Regions from separate parts of the Homo sapiens genome. Here region 1 is linked to region 2. The links are chromatin loops, found by intact Hi-C in ENCODE. Cell type or tissue: body of pancreas. All regions are shown on one strand. Each heading gives the region's core, and the rest is flanking DNA. Links, peaks and the distances in the headings are about the cores only.

Region 1 (9,065 bases), core at 430-8,429, 76 kb after region 2:
GTACCCTCCCAGGGTCACATAGGGTCAGTGTCAGCACAGGAGCGAGCTAAGGATGAAGGCAGAGCCGGGCGAGGAACAGGGGCATTGCCCGGTGAGTGAGCTGAGGCTCCCTAGAGCAGGGGATCTTTACCCAGCAGTCTTCAGATCCCTCTAACAGGCACACTGCACCGGGGAGGGTAAATACAGATTTGTGGATTGCCCGAGAAGCCACAAGACCACACACGCACACAGGAACACACCCCATCCCTTAGTGTGTGATCCGCCAGGAAGGAGGAGTTTTTGCTCTGGGCAGCAACATCCCCAACTTTGGGAGCAGCGGGTGGAATTTGGGGAGACTCTGCTGCCAGCAACTGTGTGCATACTGGGGAACCCTTGGCCGCCTGTGACTCCATAACTCCCCAAAATACCACATCCGGCCAGAGCAGGAAGCAGGGAAGCAACCTGCCAGGCGTGTTCCAACGTGGGTAGAGTCCCCAGCGACTTCATTTGCCACGCGGGACTTCACGGACCCCCTCTTTGCGCCTCAGTTTCCCCAGCTGCACCATCAGGGAAGAAGCTGCCAGAGGGGAAAAGGAGCTCAGCCGCCGATCTCCCCCTTCCCATTACAGAGAGGCTCAGCCCCTGGTTCCTGGCTAGGGTTTTACGTTGTGGATGTGGGTTTACGGAAAAAAAAAAAAGGGAAAAAGCTGAGAAGCTGCGCTGGGACCCCGGATTGCTCAGACCACCTTAAATCAGCCTGGCCGCCCCAGCTACTGTGGAAATTCCTTTCTCCGCGGTGGTTGGCTGGGGGCGCCAGCCAATCCGCTCGCGACGCTCCCACATGGGTCAGTGACGTCACATAGGAAACTGGCCAATGGGGATTAGGAGACCAGCAACCAATGGCAGGAGGCACTGGGATCAGTAGGGCCAATCGGAAGGCAGCTCGGCGCTCCCGGCGGGGTTTGGCGAGTGTGGCCCCCCTCCCTAGGAGAATCTGAGACCCTAGTGGACGCCCGAGCTCGACCGGATTGGAGGAGGGGGGGCTAAGGCTCCATTATTATCCAGAAACAGGGGAAAGCGAGTCACCCCCAAGCCTGGCCTATCTCCCCTTCAAAACAAGGGACCCTCGTGCAATATGCTACCAGCTAGCTGGCGGAGCAGAGGTTGCATCTTTCTCCCTATTTCACAGATAGGTAAACTGAAGCAAAGAGTAGTTAAGTCACGCTGGACGCCCGGCGAAGAGCTGAAGCTCTTACCCGAGCCTGGGGGCTCCAGGAACGGTCTCAGTTTTACCCCCAGGTGGGGGGGATGGGCCTATAGGTAGTCAGGGGTGGAGGGGGGTGGTGCTGGGCCTTGTGCCTCAGTTTCCCCGAGCGTGGAAGCTGGAGGAGAGCACGGGTTTTCAGAAAAAGACTACGATTCCCAGAAGCTCCCGCGCGGCTCCCGCCCAGGCTGTCAATCAAAGTAACGTGGGTACCTCTCCGGCCCGCGCTCTCCCGCCCGTCGCCTCCCTCCCGCCAGCTCCCGCTCCCTCCCTGCCGGCTCCCGGCCCGGCGCGGTATAATTACAGCCCATTGATCCGACCCGGGCCGGGAAAGCGGCTCCCTCGGGGAGGCCAAGCCTTTGGCTTCCGACACCGCCAACCTCTGCCTACCGCCCCCTCCAGCCGAACTGCCGGGCCACCAGCCAGGCCTGTCCCCTCCCGCTGGCCCCGGGCTCGCGGGTGACCTCTGAGCCTCAGCTCCCCGCCACGCTTGGCGGTGTGCCCCCCGGAAAAATCACACACACATTTCCTTCCACCCAGGAACATGAGGAGCCATCTCCCTAGAACCTCCAGGGCCTCTCTTTGAGCCTCAGTTTACCCAGATGCACAGTGAGATTGCTGGACAAAACTTTCATGAAACCCATACTCCGTGCTGTTCTGCCTGGGAGCAGCCAGGGCTGACCTTGGTGGAAACTCAAGGAGGGGCTCCCAAGTTTGGGAGGAGGGGGAGACAGCCCAGCTCTCTCAGAACCCCTGTGGTCGGGGTTGGGGTTAGGGAGGATCAGAGCTGGGGGTGGGAGTGGGGGCAGGCTCAGCCAGGATTTAGCGCCCCCATTGGGAAGTTGGGATAGCTTTCTAGATGTTGGGTGGTAGTATTTAATAGATGTTGGGGCAGGGCGTGGTGGCTCACGCCCGTAATCCCAGCACTTCAGGAGGCCGAGGCAGGCGGATCACCTGAGGCCAGGAGTTCGAGACCAGCCTGGCCAACATAGTGAAACCCGGTCTTTACTAAAAATACAAAAATTAGCCGGACATGGTGGCACGCTCCTGTAGTCCCAGCTACTCAGGAGACTGAGGCAGGAGAATTGCTTGAACCTGGGATGCAGAGGTTGCAGTGAGCCGAGTTCGCGCCACTGCACTCTAGCCTGGACAACAGAGTGAGACTCTGTCTCAAAAACAAAAACAAAAACAAAACAAAACAAAAAGATGTTGGGTTTCGGTATTTAAGCTAGGGTTTTGCAGAATGCATAGGAGTTGCCTCATTTGAGCAGTGCCTTTAGATTACCCTAACCCTAAGTGGACAGAAGAAAGATGGGGCAGCCTTAAGCCCTTTCCTGTGACAGAGTGAGCCTTGGGCTCTGACCCCTAGCTTTGCTGTGTGGATCTGGGAACATCCCCCAGCTGTGAAGTGTCGGGGAGGTAGATACCCCCTAGGGTTAGAAGGCCCCTGTGCCTACTTTCGCATGGGTCCTGAAGTCACAGTGGGTTCTGACCAGCAGGAGTCAGGGCCTGGGAGCCCGTGGTAGGAGGCACTAGGATTGGCTGAGGGGCTCAGGAACTCCAGCCTCTCCCTGAGTAAGAACTGGGCGGCTGGGGGAGAAGTCCCAGAGTGACAACGGCTCAGTGCCAGGCACGTTTACTCTGCTTGGGTTTCCTTGTCTGGAACACAAGATTAATAATAGAATCTTCAAATAAGGCCTATAAAGTACTTACAATAATGCATAGTAGGCCGGGTGCAGTGGCTCACACCTGTGATCCCAGCACTTAGTTGGGCCAAGATGGGTGGATCACCTGAGGTCAGGAGTTCGACACCAGCCTGGTCAACGTGGGGAAACCCCATCTATACTAAAAATAGAAAAATTAGTCGAGCAAGGTGGCACACGCCTGTAATCCCAGCTACTCAGGAGGCTGAGGCAGGAGAATCCTTGGAACCCAGAAGGCGGAGGTTGCAGTGAGCTGAGATCACACCACTGCACTCCAGCCTGGGGGACAGAGCGAGACTCTGTCTCAAAAAAATAATAATAACAATAACAATAATAATAATGCATAGTAAATGCTCCATAAAGGGTAGCTATTTGTACTCCCAACATTTATTTTGTCCTTATTATTATTTGAGACAAGGTCTCACTCTGTCACCCAGTCTGGAGTGCAGTGCCACCGTCATAGCTCACTGCAGCCTTGACCTCGCTGGGCTCAAGCCGTCTTCCTGCCTCAGCCTCCGGAGTAGCTGGAATCACAGGTGTGTACCACCACACTCAGCTAATTTAAAAAAAATTTTTTTGTAGAGACAGGGTCTCACTATGTTGCCCAGACTGGTCTTCAACTCCTGGGCTCAAGCAGTCCTCTTCCCTCAGCTTCACAGAGTGCTGGGATTACAGGTGTGAAACACTGTGTCCAGCCCCCACTATGTCCTAAAGGGTCCTTCTCTCCCACTCTCCCCTCACGCTCCACATCTATGCTATGCATTCTCCATTGCACCCACATCCTTGATGATCCATTGAAATGTGAATCAGGGCTGGGCGTGGTGGCTCACGCCTGTAATCCCAGCACTTTGGGAGGCCAAGATGGAGGGACTACCTGAGGCCAGAGGTTCGAGACCAGCCTGGCCAACATGGTGAAACCCTGTCTCTACTAAAAATACAAAAATTAAGGCCGGGCGCAGTGGCTCATGCCTGTAATCCCAGCACTTTGGAAGGCTGAGGCGGGCGGATCACCTGAGGTCGGGAGTTCAAGACCAGCCTGACCAACATGGAGAAACCCTGTCTCTACTAAAAATACAAAATTAGCCAGGGTGGTGGCGCATGCCTGTAATCCCAGCTACTTGGGAGGCTGAGGCAGGAGAATCGCTTGAACCCGGGAGGCGGAGGTTGCAGTGAGCTGAGATCGCACCATTGCACTCCAGCCTGGGCAACAAGAGCAAAACCACGACTCAAAAAAAAAATAAAAATTAAAAAAAAAAAATTAGCTGGGTGTGGTGGCGGGCACCTGTAGCTGCTTGGGAGGCTGAGACAGAATTGCTTGAACCCGGGAGGCGGAGGTTGCAGTGAGCTGAGACCGTGCCATTGCACTCCAGGCTGGCCAAGAAGAGCAAAACTCTATCCTTTCCCCACTCCAAAAAAAAAAAAAAAAAAAGTGAATCAGAGTCCATCCCTCCCTTGCTCAAGAACCTTCCATAGCTCCCTATTGCCCTCAACATAAAATCCAAACTCCCTACCTCTGTCTATGTGATCTGACTTCCATCGCCTCCCTCCTCTCACCTCCTCCCACTTCTCCCCCTCTGTTCCAGCCACACAGGCCTTCTCCCTCTTCCTCAAACCAGAGTCTAGCCTCAAGACCTCTGCACTGCATTGGTTGTTCCCTCTGCCTGAACCACGGCCAGCCTTTCTCTTCCTTTCAGATCAAACATCACATCCTAGAGAGGCCAGCCTGGCTAGAGTAGCTCCCCTCCTCCTACCTGCTCAGCTTCCCTCAGTCTTCCGAGGCCTCGTGGCTCTGGGAACACATACTATCTGCTCCCTCCTGTGTGTACGGTCTGCCCAGGCCCCAACACACCACCGGCTACACTGTATTTATTGGGAGAGTAAGTGGACAAGCCCATAGAGGGATAGAGCCTCACCAAGGTCACCCAGCATGACGGACGCGATGCCAGGTCCCCTGCTAACCTGCCCAGCGCTAACACAACCTGTAGGGGTCAGCTGAGATCGCAGAGATCACACTACCTCCAGAGGCTGTGAGACCCAGTGTCACTGATGTGCAAGCCTGGGTTCAAACCCCACCTCCGCCACTGCGTCACTGTGATCCTGTACAGTGGGATAATTATAGAAACGTCTCATTGAGTCATCACACGATCAAATAGCTCGATAGATGAAAAGGCCCCGACCGTTATTATTGTGTGGGAGTGTGTGCGGCCCAGCGGGGACAATTTGGGGTGCGGAAGCAGAGCTGGGGCTGGCACCACAGACAAACCCCATTTTTAAGCCCCTAGGGCCTTCTGGTCATTGCAGCAACCCCATCACCCACACCACGTGTAACCCCTCTGTACCCAGTTGGGGGTTCACCCTCCTAGGATCGCCATGGACTCCCGTCTCTATCTCCACCCTCCCTCCTTCCCTGGAGAGCTCATTGCTGGGCCCCAAACTCGCCCAGCCTGGTCCCCCTGGAAGGCACAGCACAGATGGGGGTTGAACAAACCCCTGGCCGCATGGCCCAATCTGAATCTTCTTTTTAACGTTTGTTTGTTTTTTTTTTAAGACAGTCTCGCTCTGTCGACCAGGCTGGAGTGCAGTGGCTCGATTTCTGTTCACTGCAACCTCCACCTCCCGGGTTCAAGTGATTCTCCTGCCTCAGCCTCCCGAGTAGCTGGGACTACAGGTGCACACCACCATGCCCGGCTCATTTTTGTATTTTTAGTAGATGGGGTTTCACCATGTTACCCAGGCTGGTTTCGAACTCCTGGCCTCAAGGGATCCTCCTGCCTCGGCCACCTGAAGTGCTGGGATTACAGGCGTGAGCCATCTCACCCGGCACAGCATTTTGTTTTTTGTTATTGTTTTAAGACAAGGTCTCACTCCGTCGCCCAGGCTGGAGTGCAGTGACATGATCACGGCTCCCTGCAAGCCTCGAGCAAAATCCTCCCACCTCAACCTCCCAAGTAGCTGAGACCACAATCGTGCACCACCACGCCTGGCTCATTTTTTTAGATTTTGTAGAGATGGGGTCTTGCTATATTATCGACCTCAATCTGAATCTTCCTCATCCAGTTTCTGGTTTGCAGTGAGACCTTTTAACCCCTGTGGACCTCCGTTTGCTCATCTGGAAAAGGGGCATGGTACTGTCACCAACCCCAGAGTGGCCCTTGATGACAGCCTCTGCTGCCATTTATATATATATATATATATATATTTTTTTTTTTTTTTTTTTTTTTTTTTTTTTGAGACAGAGTCTTATTCTGTCGCCCAGACTGGAGTACAGTGGCGAGATCTCGGCTTACTGCAACCTCCACCTCCCAGGCTCAAGCCATCCTCCTGCCTCAGCCTCCCGAGTAGCTGGGATTACAGGTGCGTGCCACCACGCCTGGCTAATTTTTGTATTTTTAGTAGAGATGGGGTTTCACCATGTTGGCCAGGCTGGTCTTGAACTCTTGACCTCAAATTATCCACCTGCCTCAGCCTCCCAAAGTGCTGGGATTACAGGAGTGAGCCCCCGCGCCCAGCCTGCCATTGCTATTATCACTGGGCTACCTGGTTGATATACACACCATGGCCCTCCGAATTATGGGCTGAGAGCTTGCCCTGTGATGGGTACAGTGCCGCCTCCAGGCTTCGCCACCGGGATTCCCTCTGCCTGGAGCACCCGCCCCTCCCTGAGAGCCACCTCCCAACATGGGCTCTTGCTGTCAAACCCTCCTCGGCTCAAATGTCACCTCCTCAGAGAGGCCTCCCCTCCTCTCCTGGGCCAAGCAGCCCCGTCTCTCTCTGTCACCAACCCTTGCTAGATTTTTCTTCCTACCACTTGGTGTTCTCTGCAATGGTCTTGACCTATTTTCCAAACCTTCCCCATGACTCTGTGAGCTCCACGAGGGTCGAGAGGCGCTCCGTCTGGGTCCGTGATACCCAAGCCTGGCACACAGTAGGCGCCCAATAAATACAGGAATGAAAGGCCCGCTGCTGCCCCAGGTTGGTTTTTCTTCCCCACCAATCCAGTTGCTGGGAATTGAGGCTTTGGGGGCAGCCAGGCCCAGAGAGGCCTAGGGACCTGCCCACGGTCACACAGCCACGCGCTCCAGCTGGGAGCTCTGTGGCTGCCTTTGCGGGGGGCCCCGAGTCCCAGGGTTGGGCAGGCCTAGGGCAGGGTCGCCCGCCCCCTCCTCCCGCGGTGCTGCGGGGGAACCCACCATTAGCCACGCGGGCCCGGCCCAGCGTGTTCCCCGACAGGCCCGGGCAGGCCCAGCAGGGGAGTGAGGGGATTGCGGGGAGTAGGGGGAGCGCAGGGAGCGTGGGGACCGCCCCTCCCCGGGACCCGAGAAGGGGGTGTAGGAGGGAAGAGGAGGGGGAGGAGGAGAGAATGGAGGAGGAAACGGAGGGACAAAGGGGGAGGCGGCAAAGGGGAGGGGAGGGGAGAGGAGGGGAGAGGAGGAGGCCCCCGGGTGGAGGGGACCCTGTGGAGGGGCAGGGAGGAAGGGGGGGCGGTGAGGTGCGGGGGAGGGGCAGAGGGGCGGAGGTGGCGGGAGAGGGAGGGGGCGGAGGAGGGACGGGCTTTCAGGCCTGGCAGGCTCCCAGCAACTGCGGGAGGGGTAAGGGGGCCTGGGAGGACGGTGGGCCTGGGTGGGTGGGAGAGGTTTGCAGGGGGAGGTCAGCGGCTGGGGGCGGGAGCGGGGACGGGGATGGTAGGGAGGGAGGCGCCAATGAAGAGATCCAGGGAAGGTTAGGGGACCCAAGCTGGAGACTTTGAAGGACAGAGGGAGAAGCCCAGAGATGGCAGAAAGAGGGAGACGAGACCATCAGAGACCCCCGAGACAGAGGGGGCGAGGCGAGGGAGATTGTTGGATAATCTGTTTCAAACCTGAGTTCTATTTGCTTCATATTAGGGGTTTGTCCCTTCTCCCCAAGTCCCCAGAGATCCTATGTAGAAGCTGTTCTCATTAAGCACCAAACAGTTAAGTCCATTCTCCAGTACTAGCTCGGAAGTCGGTTTCATATTCGACTTAACAATTTAAATGAAAGGAAATTTTTTTTAACGGCAGTGGGGACTTGGAGAAGGAGGGGGACAAAGACAGACATTACCCAGGAGAGAAAGTTAGAGGGGAATCCTAGGCCCTCAGAGGGGAAACCAGGCAGGGGCGGTTTCAGCTCCCTTCTCTAGTTTTTAATTAATTTATTTTTTATTTTTTAGAGACAGGGGTCTCACTGTGTGGCCCAGGCTGCTCTCAAGCTCCTGGCCTCAAATGATCCTCCCTCCTCAGCCTCCCAAAGTGCTGGGATTACAGCCATGAGCCATCTTGCCCGGCACAGCTTTTTGTTTTTTGTTATTGCTTTGAGACAAGGTCTCACCGTGTCGCCCAGGCTAGAGTGTGGTGGCAAGATCACGGCTCCCTGCGAGGCTCAAGCAATCCTCCCGCCTCAGCCTCCCAAGTAGCTGAGACCACAATCGTACACTACCATGCCCGGCCTGGCCTCAAGCAATCTTCCAGCCTCGGCCTGCCAAAGTGCTGGGATTATAGGCGTGAGCCATGGCACCCGGCCCCTTCTGCAGCTTTTTTTTTTTTTTTTTTTTTTTGAGATGGTCTCGAACGCCTAACCTCGTGATCCGCCCGCTTCAGCCTCCCAAAGTGCTGGGATTACAGGCGTGAGCCACCGCGCCATGCCTGGCCTCTGCAGCTTTTAATATCAGAAAACATCTACCTGGGACCTGCATCATGGGTCGCACCTGTAATCCCGGCAGTTTGGGAGGCCAAGACGAGCGGATCATTTGAGGTCAGGAGTTTGAGATCAACCTGGCCAACATGGTGAAACCCCGTCTCTACTAAAAATACAAAAAAAAAAAAAAAAATTAGCCAGGCATGGTGGCGGGCGCCTGTAGTCCCAGCTACTGGGGAGGCTGAGGCAGGAGAATGGCGTGAACCCGGGAGGTGGAGCTTGCAGTGAGCCAAGATCGTGCCACTGCACTCCAGCCTGGGTGACAGAGCGAGACTCCATCTCAAAAAAACAAAACAAAACAAAAAAATTAGCCAGGCATGGTGGCGGGGGCCTGTAATCCCAGTTACTCGGGAGGCTGAGGCAGGAGAATTGCTTGAACCCAGGGGGCAGAGGTTGCAGTGAGCCAA
Region 2 (9,065 bases), core at 801-8,800:
TCGTGGTAAAAGCATTGTAATTGGACAATGACAGGGAAAATTCATTCATTTAGCTCCAAATGACCATTGCTTGCAATCTGCAGACAATGTATCCGTTTATTTTTCTTTTCTGGTTTCTAACGCTATTGGTATTCTCATCATAACATGGTTTTCTTACATTTCTATTAGCTTGTCTCTTTTTTTCACTGAAATTGTTATTGAGATAATTGTAGAATCATATGCAGTTCTAAGAAATAACACAGACATTGGCCGGGCACGGTGGCTCACTCCTGTAATCTCAGCACTTTGGGGAGCTGAGGCAGGTGGATCACCTGAGGTCAGGAGTTTGAGAGCAGCCTGGCCAACATGGCAAAACCCTGTCTCTACAAAAAATACAAAAAAAAAAAAAAAATTAGCCAGGCGTGGTGGCGGGCGCCTGTAATGCCAGCTACTCAGGAGGCTGAGGCAGGAGAATTGCTTGAACCTGGGAGGCGAAGTTTGCAGTGAGCAGAGATCATGCCACTACACTCCAGCCTGGAGGACAGAGCGAGACTCAGTCTCAAATAATAATAATAATAAATAATAATGATAAAAATACAGACAGATCTTTTCTTTTTTTTTTTTGAAACAGAGTCTTGCTGTACAGACATCTTTTCTATACTTGGCCTAGATTCCTCCAATGGTGACATTTGGAAAACTAAAGTACATTACCACATCCCTGATATTGACGCTGTTAAAATCTATCCATCTTCTTCCCATGGCCCCATTTTACTTGTGTGTGTGTGTGTGTGTGTGTGTGTGTCTGTGTGTGTGTGTGTGAAGTTAACCTGGGTAAGTCTGTGTATCCATCACAGTCAAGGTACAGAACTTTGTCCGCACCACAAGGATGTCCCCTTGGATCCTTCTACAATCACACCCACCTCCCTCTAACGCTCCCATCCCCCAAACCCATCAGGAAGCTCCCTAAAAAGATGTTAGTCTCCTAGGGATCCCCCAGGTTCTACTCCCCAGTCTGCTGAGCTAGAAGCCCAACGCTGGGGTCAGAAATCCGCATACTTAATAAGATGCCCAACTGACTCCAGGGCTGAAGATAGGATTGGTGCAAAAATTGAGCCCGGCTGGGTGCAGTGGTTCATGCCTATAATCTCAGCACTTTGGAAGGCTGAGGTGGGAGGATCTCTTGAGCCCAGAAGGCGGAGGTCGCAGTGAGTTATGATTGCACCACTGCACTCCAGCCTCCACAACACAGCAACAGAGCAAGATCCTGTGTCAAAAAAAAAAGGAAGAAAAGAAAAAAGAAAGAAGGAAGGAAGGAAAAAGAAATAAAAGAAAGAAAGAAGGAAAGGAAGGAAGGAAGGAAGGGAGGGAGGGAGGGAGGGAGGCAGGCAGGCAGGCAGGCAGGCAAGCAAGCAAGCAAGCAGGCCAGACGCGATAACTCACACCTGTAATCCCAGCACTTTCGGAGGCCGAGGCAGACGGATCACCTGAGGTCAGGAGTTCAAGACCAGCCTGGCCAACATGGTGAAACCCATCTCTACTAAAAATACAAAAATTAGCTGGGTGTGGTGGCGAGTGCCTGTAATCCCAGCTACTCAGGGGGCTGAGGCAGGAGAATCACTTGATCCCAGGAGGCAGAGGTTGCAGTGAGCTGAGATAGTGCCACTGCACTCCAGCCTGGGTGACAAGAGCGAGACTCTGTAGAAAGAAAGAAAGGAAAAGAAAAGATCCCAAGGGCCCTTCAAAAGCCATTCCAAAGATTTCAGTTTTGCCTCTGAGTGAGTGGGGCCATAGGATGAGTATCAGCAGAGGAGGGACGGGATCTTACCTAACTTTTTTTTTGAGTCTCTACAAAAAATACAAAAATTAGGGGAGCATGGTGGTACACACCTGTTGTTCCAGCTACTTGGGCAGGGCTGAGGCAGGAGGACTGCTTGAACCTGGGAGGTTGAGGCTGCAGTGAGCTATGATCGTGCCACTGCACTCCAGCCTGGGCAACAGAGCAAGACCCTGTCTCAAATAAGAAGACAGAGAGCGGGCAGCGAGATGGGGGGCAGGGTGGGGGTGTAGCAAAGCTCCGTCCTCTATTATTGCATGGAATCAAAAATCACCATTGCAAATCCAAAAATAGAACGCTGAGCTTTAGTTTTTTTTTTTTTTTTTTTTTTTTTTTTTTTAGACAAGGTCTCGCTCTGTAACCCAGGCTGGAGTGCAGTGACACAATCTTGGCTCACTGCAACCTCAGCCTCCCAGTTTCAAGAGATTGTCCTGCCTCAGCCTGTTGACTACCTGGGATTACAGGCATGCGCGACCATGCCCGGCTAATTTTTGTTTTGTTTCGTTTTGAGATGGAGTCTTGCTCTTGTCACCCAAGTTGGAATGCAGTGGCACGATCTCGGCTCACTGCAACCTCCGACTCCCGGGTTCAAGCAATTTTCCTGCCTCAGCCTCCCGAGTAGCTGGGATTAGAGGTGCGCGCCATCACTCCCGGCTAATTTTTTTATTTTTAGTAGAGACGGGGTTTCGCCATGTTGGCCAGGCTGGTCTCGAACTCCTGACCTCAGATGATCCGCCTGCCTCCGCCTCCCAAAGTGCTGGGATTACAGGCGTGAGCCACCGTGCCCGGCCCTAATTTTTATATTTTTAGTAAAGGTGGGTTTCACCGTGTTGGCCAGGCTGATCACCATGTTGGCCACTCCTGGGCTCAAGTGATCCTCCTGCCTCAGCCACCCAAAGTGCTGGGATTACAGGCGAGAGTCACCGTGCCCGGCCTGAGCTTTAGTATTGAGAGTAGCAGTTCTTGGCCGGGCGCGGTGGCTCACGCCTGTAATCCCAGCACTTTGGGTGGCTGAGGCGGGCGGATCATGAGCTCAGGAGATCTAGACCATCCTGGCTAACACGGTGAAACCCCGTCTCTACTAAAAACATAAAAAAATTAGCCGAGCCTGGTGGCGGGCGCCTGTAGTCCCAGCTACTTGGGAGGCTGAGGCAGGAGAATGGCGTGAACCCGGGAGGCGGAGCTTGCAGTGAGCCGAGATCGCGCCACTGCACTCCAGCCTGGGAGACAGCGAGACTCCGTCTCAAAAAAAAAAAAAAAAAGAGAGTAGCGGTTCTCAAACCGTGGTTCCCTGAGTGGCGGCAGCAGCATTGTCACCTGGGAGCTTGCTAGGAATGCACGTTTTCAGGCCCCAGGCCCAGATTTGCTGCCTGAAAAAGTCTTAGGTTGGGGGTCCACAATCTGAGTTTTAACACCCCCCGCCCCAGGTAATTGTGATGCACACTCAAATTTAAGAACCACTGACTTAAAGATATGAAAGTCTTTGGGAGGCTGAGGTGGGAGGATCGCTTGAGGCCAGGAGTTCAAGGCCACTCTGAGCAACACAGCGAGACCCCATCTTTGCAAAAAGAGAAACAAAAACAGAAGAGGCCGGCCGTGGTGGCTCATGCCTGTCATCCCAGCACTTTGGGAGGCCGAGACGGGCGGATCAGGAGTTCGAGACCAGCCTGACCAACATGGTGAAACCCTGTCTCTACTAAAAATACAAAAATTATCCGGGCATGGTGGCGCCTGTCTGTAATCCCAGCTGCTCAGGAGGCTGAGGCAGGAGAATTACTTGAACCCGGGATGCGGAGGTTGCAGTGAGCCAAGATCGCACCACTGCACTCCAGCCTGGGCGACAGAGCGAGACTTCGTCTGAAAACAACAACAAACAGACAAGAGGAACATTCTTCTGATGAGGGAAATTTCCTTCTTTCTTTCTTTCTTTTTTTGATACGGATTCTGTCGCCCAGGCTGGAGTGCAGTGGCGCCATCTCAGCTCATTGCAAGCTCCGCCTCCTGGGTTCACGCCATTCTCCTGCCCCAGCCTCCCGAGTAGCTGGGACTACAGGCGCCCGCCACCACACCCGGCTTATTTTTTTGTATTTTTAGTAGAGACGGGGGTTTCACCCTGTTAGCCGGGATGGCCTTGATCTCCTGACCTCGTGATCCGCCCGCCTCGATCTCCCAAAGTGCTGAGATTCCAGGCGTGAGCCACCACACCCGGCCTAGTGATGGAAATTTTCTAAAATTGGATTGTGGTTATGGTTGTGCAGTTGGACACATTTGCTAAAAGTCATTGAACAATATGCTTTAAATGTATGACGTCATCTTATGTAAATTACGTCAACGAAGCGCTCATATAACATTTGACCTGTAGGGGGTAGCAGAGACCATAAGTTCAATTCAGAACAGCCCCTCCCTGCCTTGAGAGTCTCAATGGGATGAACCCATCCCTTTCACTTAGGAGTCCTGATTGGAATGAAGAATTGGGCAGCTGGGAATTTCCCCTCAATAGCCTAAAATGCCTTGTTTAACTAACTGTGGCCACACTCAGTTCTAAATTTATACCAATTAGCTGGGGGAGTTGAGTCTCTTGACCACGGAACCAGGAGAAGCCACATCCCCTCTCCAAGCCCGGAAGAGATGGTTCTCTTCTTTTTTTTTTTTTTTTTTAAATGGAGTCTCACTCCATCGCCCAGGTTGGAGTACAGTGGCATGATCTCGGCTCACTGCAGCCTCCGCCTCCTGGGTTCAAGAAATTCTCCTGTCTCAGCCTCCCGAGTGGCTGGGACTACAGGTGCCCACCACCACGCCCAGCTAATTTTTGTATTTTTAGTAGAGACAGGGTTTCACCTTGTTGGTCAGGCTGGGCTTGAATTCCTGACCTTAGGTGATCCACCCGCCTCAGCCTCCCAAAGTGCTGGGATGACAGGCGTGAGCCACCGCGCCTGGCCTTCTTTTTTTTTTTTTTTTTTTGAGACAGAGTCTCCCTCTGTCACCCAGGCTGGAGTGTGGTGGTGCAATCTTGGCTCACTGCAACCTCCACCTTCCAAGTCCAAGCGATTCTCCTGCCTCAGCCTCCCAAGGAGCTTGGATTACTGACATGCACCACCATGCCTGGCTCATTTTTGTATTTTTAGTAGAGATGGGGTTTCACCATGTTGGCCAGGCTGGTCTCGAAATTCCGACCTCAGGTGATTTGCAAGCGTCAGCCTCCCAAAGTGCTGGGATTACAGGCTTGAGCCACTGCACCTGGCCCGAGGGGATGGTTCTTAAAGGGTAAAATGTAAACTACGATCCACAGCTTGACCTTCAAAAGACTCCAATCCTTTACTTTCTTTTTTTGTTTTTTATTTATTTATTTTTTGTAGAGATGGGATCTTGCTATGTTGCCCAGCTGGTCTCGAACTCCTAGGCTCAAGCAAGCCTCCTGCCACAGCCTCCAGAGTAGCTGGGACTGAGGGTGTGAGCTACCATAACTGGCCTTGATGGGAACCAGTGTCCAGAGGAAGTGCAGGGCCCCATCAGGCCCAGGCATGCCATAGGGGCAAAGCTAGCGTGGACCCTCGCAACTGAGACATCCAAGGAAAGCAGACACCAAAAAACATGCATGTGGGTGGGTTAAAGTGCTCCCCACTCTGGCCAGGCACGGTGGCTCACTCCTGTAATCCCAGCACTTTGGGAGGCTGAGGCGGGTGGATCACTTGAGGTCAGGAGTTCAAGCACAGGCTGGCCAACATGGTGAAACCCTGTCTCTACTAAAAATACAAAAATTAGCCGGGCATGGTGGCGCGCACCTGTAATCCCAGCTACTCAGGAGGCTGAGGCAGGGCAATTGCTTGAACCTGGGAGACGGAGACTGCAGTGAGCCGAGATCACGCCACTGAACTCCAGCTTGGGCGACAGAGCGAGACTCCATCTTAAAAAAAAAAAAAAGTTCTCCCCACTCAGTCATCTCCTTCTAGCAATAATTTACAGAGCCCGTCCAGGACAGACAAGGAAGAATGAAACAAACAAGAAAATATCACAGGGTGGTGGGACGATTAGGAAAACTCGGGAAAGATGGAGTGATTTAAATCAGAGAAGTGTCTGCTGGGTGCGATGGTTCACACCTGTAATCCCAGCACTTTGGGAGGCTGAGGCAGGGGGATCACCTGAGGTCAGGAGTTTGAGACCAGCCTGGCCAACATGGCAAAACCCCATCTCTACTAAAAAAAAAAGTAGACTGGGCGTGATGGCTCATGCCTGTAATCCCAGCACTTAGGGAGGCCGAGGCAGGCGGATCATGAGGTCAGGAGATCGAGACCATCCTGGCTAACACGGTGAAACCCCGTCTCTACTAAAAATACAAAAAAAAAAAAAAATTAGCCGGGCATGGTGGCAGGTGCCTGTAGTCCCAGCTACTTGGGAGGCTGAGGCAGGAGAATGGCGTGAATCCAGGAGGCGGAGCTTGCAGTGAGCCGAGATTGCGCCACTGCACTCCAGCCTGGGCGACAGAGCGAGACTCCATCTCAAAAACAAAACTAAACAAAACAAAAATTAGCTGGGCATGATAGTGCGCCCCTGTAATCTCAGCTACTCAGGAGGCTGAGGCAGGATAATCACTTGAACCCAGGAGGCAGAGGTTGCAGTGAGCCAAGATCACACCACTGCGCTCCAGCCTGGGCAAAAGAGAGAGACCCTGGGTCTCAAAATAAATAAATAAATAAATAAATAAATACAATAAGAGAAACATCACTGAGAAGAGATTTGTTAATTGAATTCTGGATGACAGAGGGTGTTCGATTGAAGAGGGGATAAAGAAAGACTCAAACACCCAGGAGTTCGAGACCAGCTTGTGCAATATAGGGAGACCCTGTCTCTGCAAAAACAAACAAAAATTACCTGGGCGTGGTGGCAGGGGACTGTAGTTCCAGTTACGCAGGAGGCTGAGGCCAGAGGATCGCTCGGGCCTGGAAGTTTGAGGCTGCAGTTAGCTGTGATCACCCTACTGCACTTAGCCTGTGAGTCTCAGTCCCTGTCTCAAAAAAAAAAAAAAAAATAGAGGCTTGAACATGAATAATTATTCATCAGTGACCCTATGTTGAACCAACAAAGCTGCCCCCTGATTCTGGACCATCAGAAACTGTGAGATAATAAATGTTGATTGTTTCAACAATTCGTGTAAATGGCCCAGCAAGTTTAGGGGCAATTTGTTACACAGCAATAGCTAACTAATGTCTCTGGATTTCTTTTGAGAGGAAAGCCAGGTCCAGGAGATTCAAAACCCACTTCTTTTTTTTTTTTTTTTTTTTTTGAGGTGGAGTCTCACTCTGTCACCCGGGCTGGAGTACAGTGGTGGGAGCTCGGCTCACTGCAGCCTCCGCCTCCCGGGTTCAAGTGATTCTCCTGCCTCAGCCTCCCGAGTAGGTGGGATTACAAGTGCGCGCCACTACACCCAGCTAGTTTTTTCATTTTTAGTAGAGACGAGGTTCCATCATGTTGACTCAGCTGGTCTTGAAATCCTGACCTCAGGTGATCCGCCCACCTCGGCCTCCCAAAGTGCTGGGATTACAGGCGTGAGCCACCGTGCCTGGCCCTCAAAACCCACTTTTGGAGTGGATGTGGATGCCCCTTCCTCCAAGCTTGGGTTCATGAGGAGGTCCAGTCTAATGCCACTACCTGAGCAGATCCTAACTGGATCTCTCTATGATGGCGTAAGGGTTATGGGAATACCTCCTGGAGCAAGACTGCCTGGGATAAAATCCTAGTTTACTTAGCAACTGTGTGGTCCTAAGTAGGTCACTTAGCTTCTCTGGGACTTAATTTCCTCCTATGTAAAATGGGATTTAGTGGTTGATGAAAACATTGAGTTGTTATAGTTACTCATATGAAAGTCGTCAGAATCAGGCTGGGTGCGGTGGCTCACACCTGTCATCCCAGCACTTTGGGAGGTCGAGGCGGGTGGATCATGAGGTCAAGAGATCGAGACCATCCTAACACGGTGAAACCCGTCTCTATTAAAAATACAAAAATTAGCCAGGTGTGGTGAAGTGCACCCGTAGTCCCAGCTACTTGCGAGGCTGAGGCAGGAGAATCGCTTGAACCCGGCAGGCGGAGGTTGCAGTGAGCCGAGATCATGCCATTGCACTCCAGCCTGGAAGACAGAGCGAGACTCCGTATGAAAGAAAAAAAAAAAAAAGAAAGTTGTCAGAATCAAAATGGAGTGACTTGTGTTAAAAAAAAAAAAAAAAAAAAAAAAAAAGGCCGGGCGCGGTGGCTCACGCCTGTAATCTCAACACATTGGGAGGCCGAGGCAGGCGGATCACAAGGTCAGGAGATCAAGACCATCCTGGCTAACACGGTGAAACCCCATCTCTACTAAAAATACAAAAAATTAGCCGGGCGTGGCAGCGGGCACCTGTTGTCCCAGCTACTGGGGGGCTGAGGCAGGAGAATGGTGTGAACCCGGGAGGCGGAGCTTGCAGTGAGCCGAGATTGTGCCACTGCATTCCAGCTGGGGCGACGAAACGAGACTCCGTCTCAAAAAAAAAAAAAAAAAGTGACGCCAGGTGCAGTGGCTCATGCCTGTAATCCTAGCACTTCGGGCGGCAGAGATTGGCAGATTGCCTGAGCTCAGGAGTTCAAGACCAGCCTGGGCAACATGGTGAAATCCAGTCTCTACTAAACTACAAAAAAAATCAGCTGGGCGTGGTGACGGGTGTCTATAATTCCAGCTACACAGGAGACTGAGGCATGAGAATTACTTGAACCCAGGAGGCAGAGGTTGCAGTGATCCGAGATCGCGCCACTGTACTCCAGCCCGGGTGACAAGGTGAAACTCTGTCTAAAAACAAAAAAACAACAACAACAGCAAAGTGACAAATAGAGCCAGGGACAGCTTTGAATAGTGCGTTCTCATGCATGGATGCCTGATAACAAGAAAATATCACAAAAGACTGCATGCCGGGCACGGGGCTCACACCTGTAATCCCAGCACTTTGGGAGGCCGAGACAGGAGGATCACTTGAGCCTAGGAGTTTGAGGCCAGCCGGAGCAACACAGCCAGACTCTGCCTCTACAAAACAATAAAAAATAAAAAATAGCCAGGCGTGGTGGCACATGCCTGTAGTCCCAGCTACTCAGAAGGCTAAGGTGGGAGGATGACTTAAGCCTCGTAGGTTGAGGCAACAGTGAGCCATGATGGGGCCACTGCACTCCAACCTGAGCAATAGCATGAGACCCTGTCTCAAAAAAATAAAAGAAAAAAATAAAAGGCTGCAAACCC

The links. Peaks named below come from ENCODE experiments on the same cell type or tissue, not always from the same donor. Only the 100,000 strongest peaks of a DNase experiment are listed, where the experiment ranks them.
Region 1: a loop joins it to region 2, with 2.5 times the contacts of the local background. A loop is called at or near these places in 53 of 110 quality-filtered maps.

Annotation. Positions count from the first base shown.
Region 1 is chr19:3,034,870-3,043,934 of GRCh38, forward strand. It overlaps a transcript of TLE2 not described here. Among named protein-coding and RNA genes, the nearest start is that of TLE2, 10 kb to the left of the region's middle. RefSeq lists an enhancer at 402-601 and silencers at 742-911, 1,572-1,631, 6,813-6,936. In body of pancreas, for the core only: CTCF peaks have their summits at 871, 2,046 and 4,931 (motif pointing right); DNase peaks (open chromatin) are centred at 892, 1,512 and 4,912; H3K4me3 peaks cover 805 bases; H3K27ac peaks cover 2,328 bases.
Region 2 is chr19:2,958,084-2,967,148 of GRCh38, forward strand. No RefSeq gene overlaps it. Among named protein-coding and RNA genes, the nearest start is that of TLE6, 15 kb to the right of the region's middle. In body of pancreas, for the core only: a CTCF peak has its summit at 4,172 (motif pointing right); DNase peaks (open chromatin) are centred at 4,178 and 8,398; H3K27ac peaks cover 341 bases.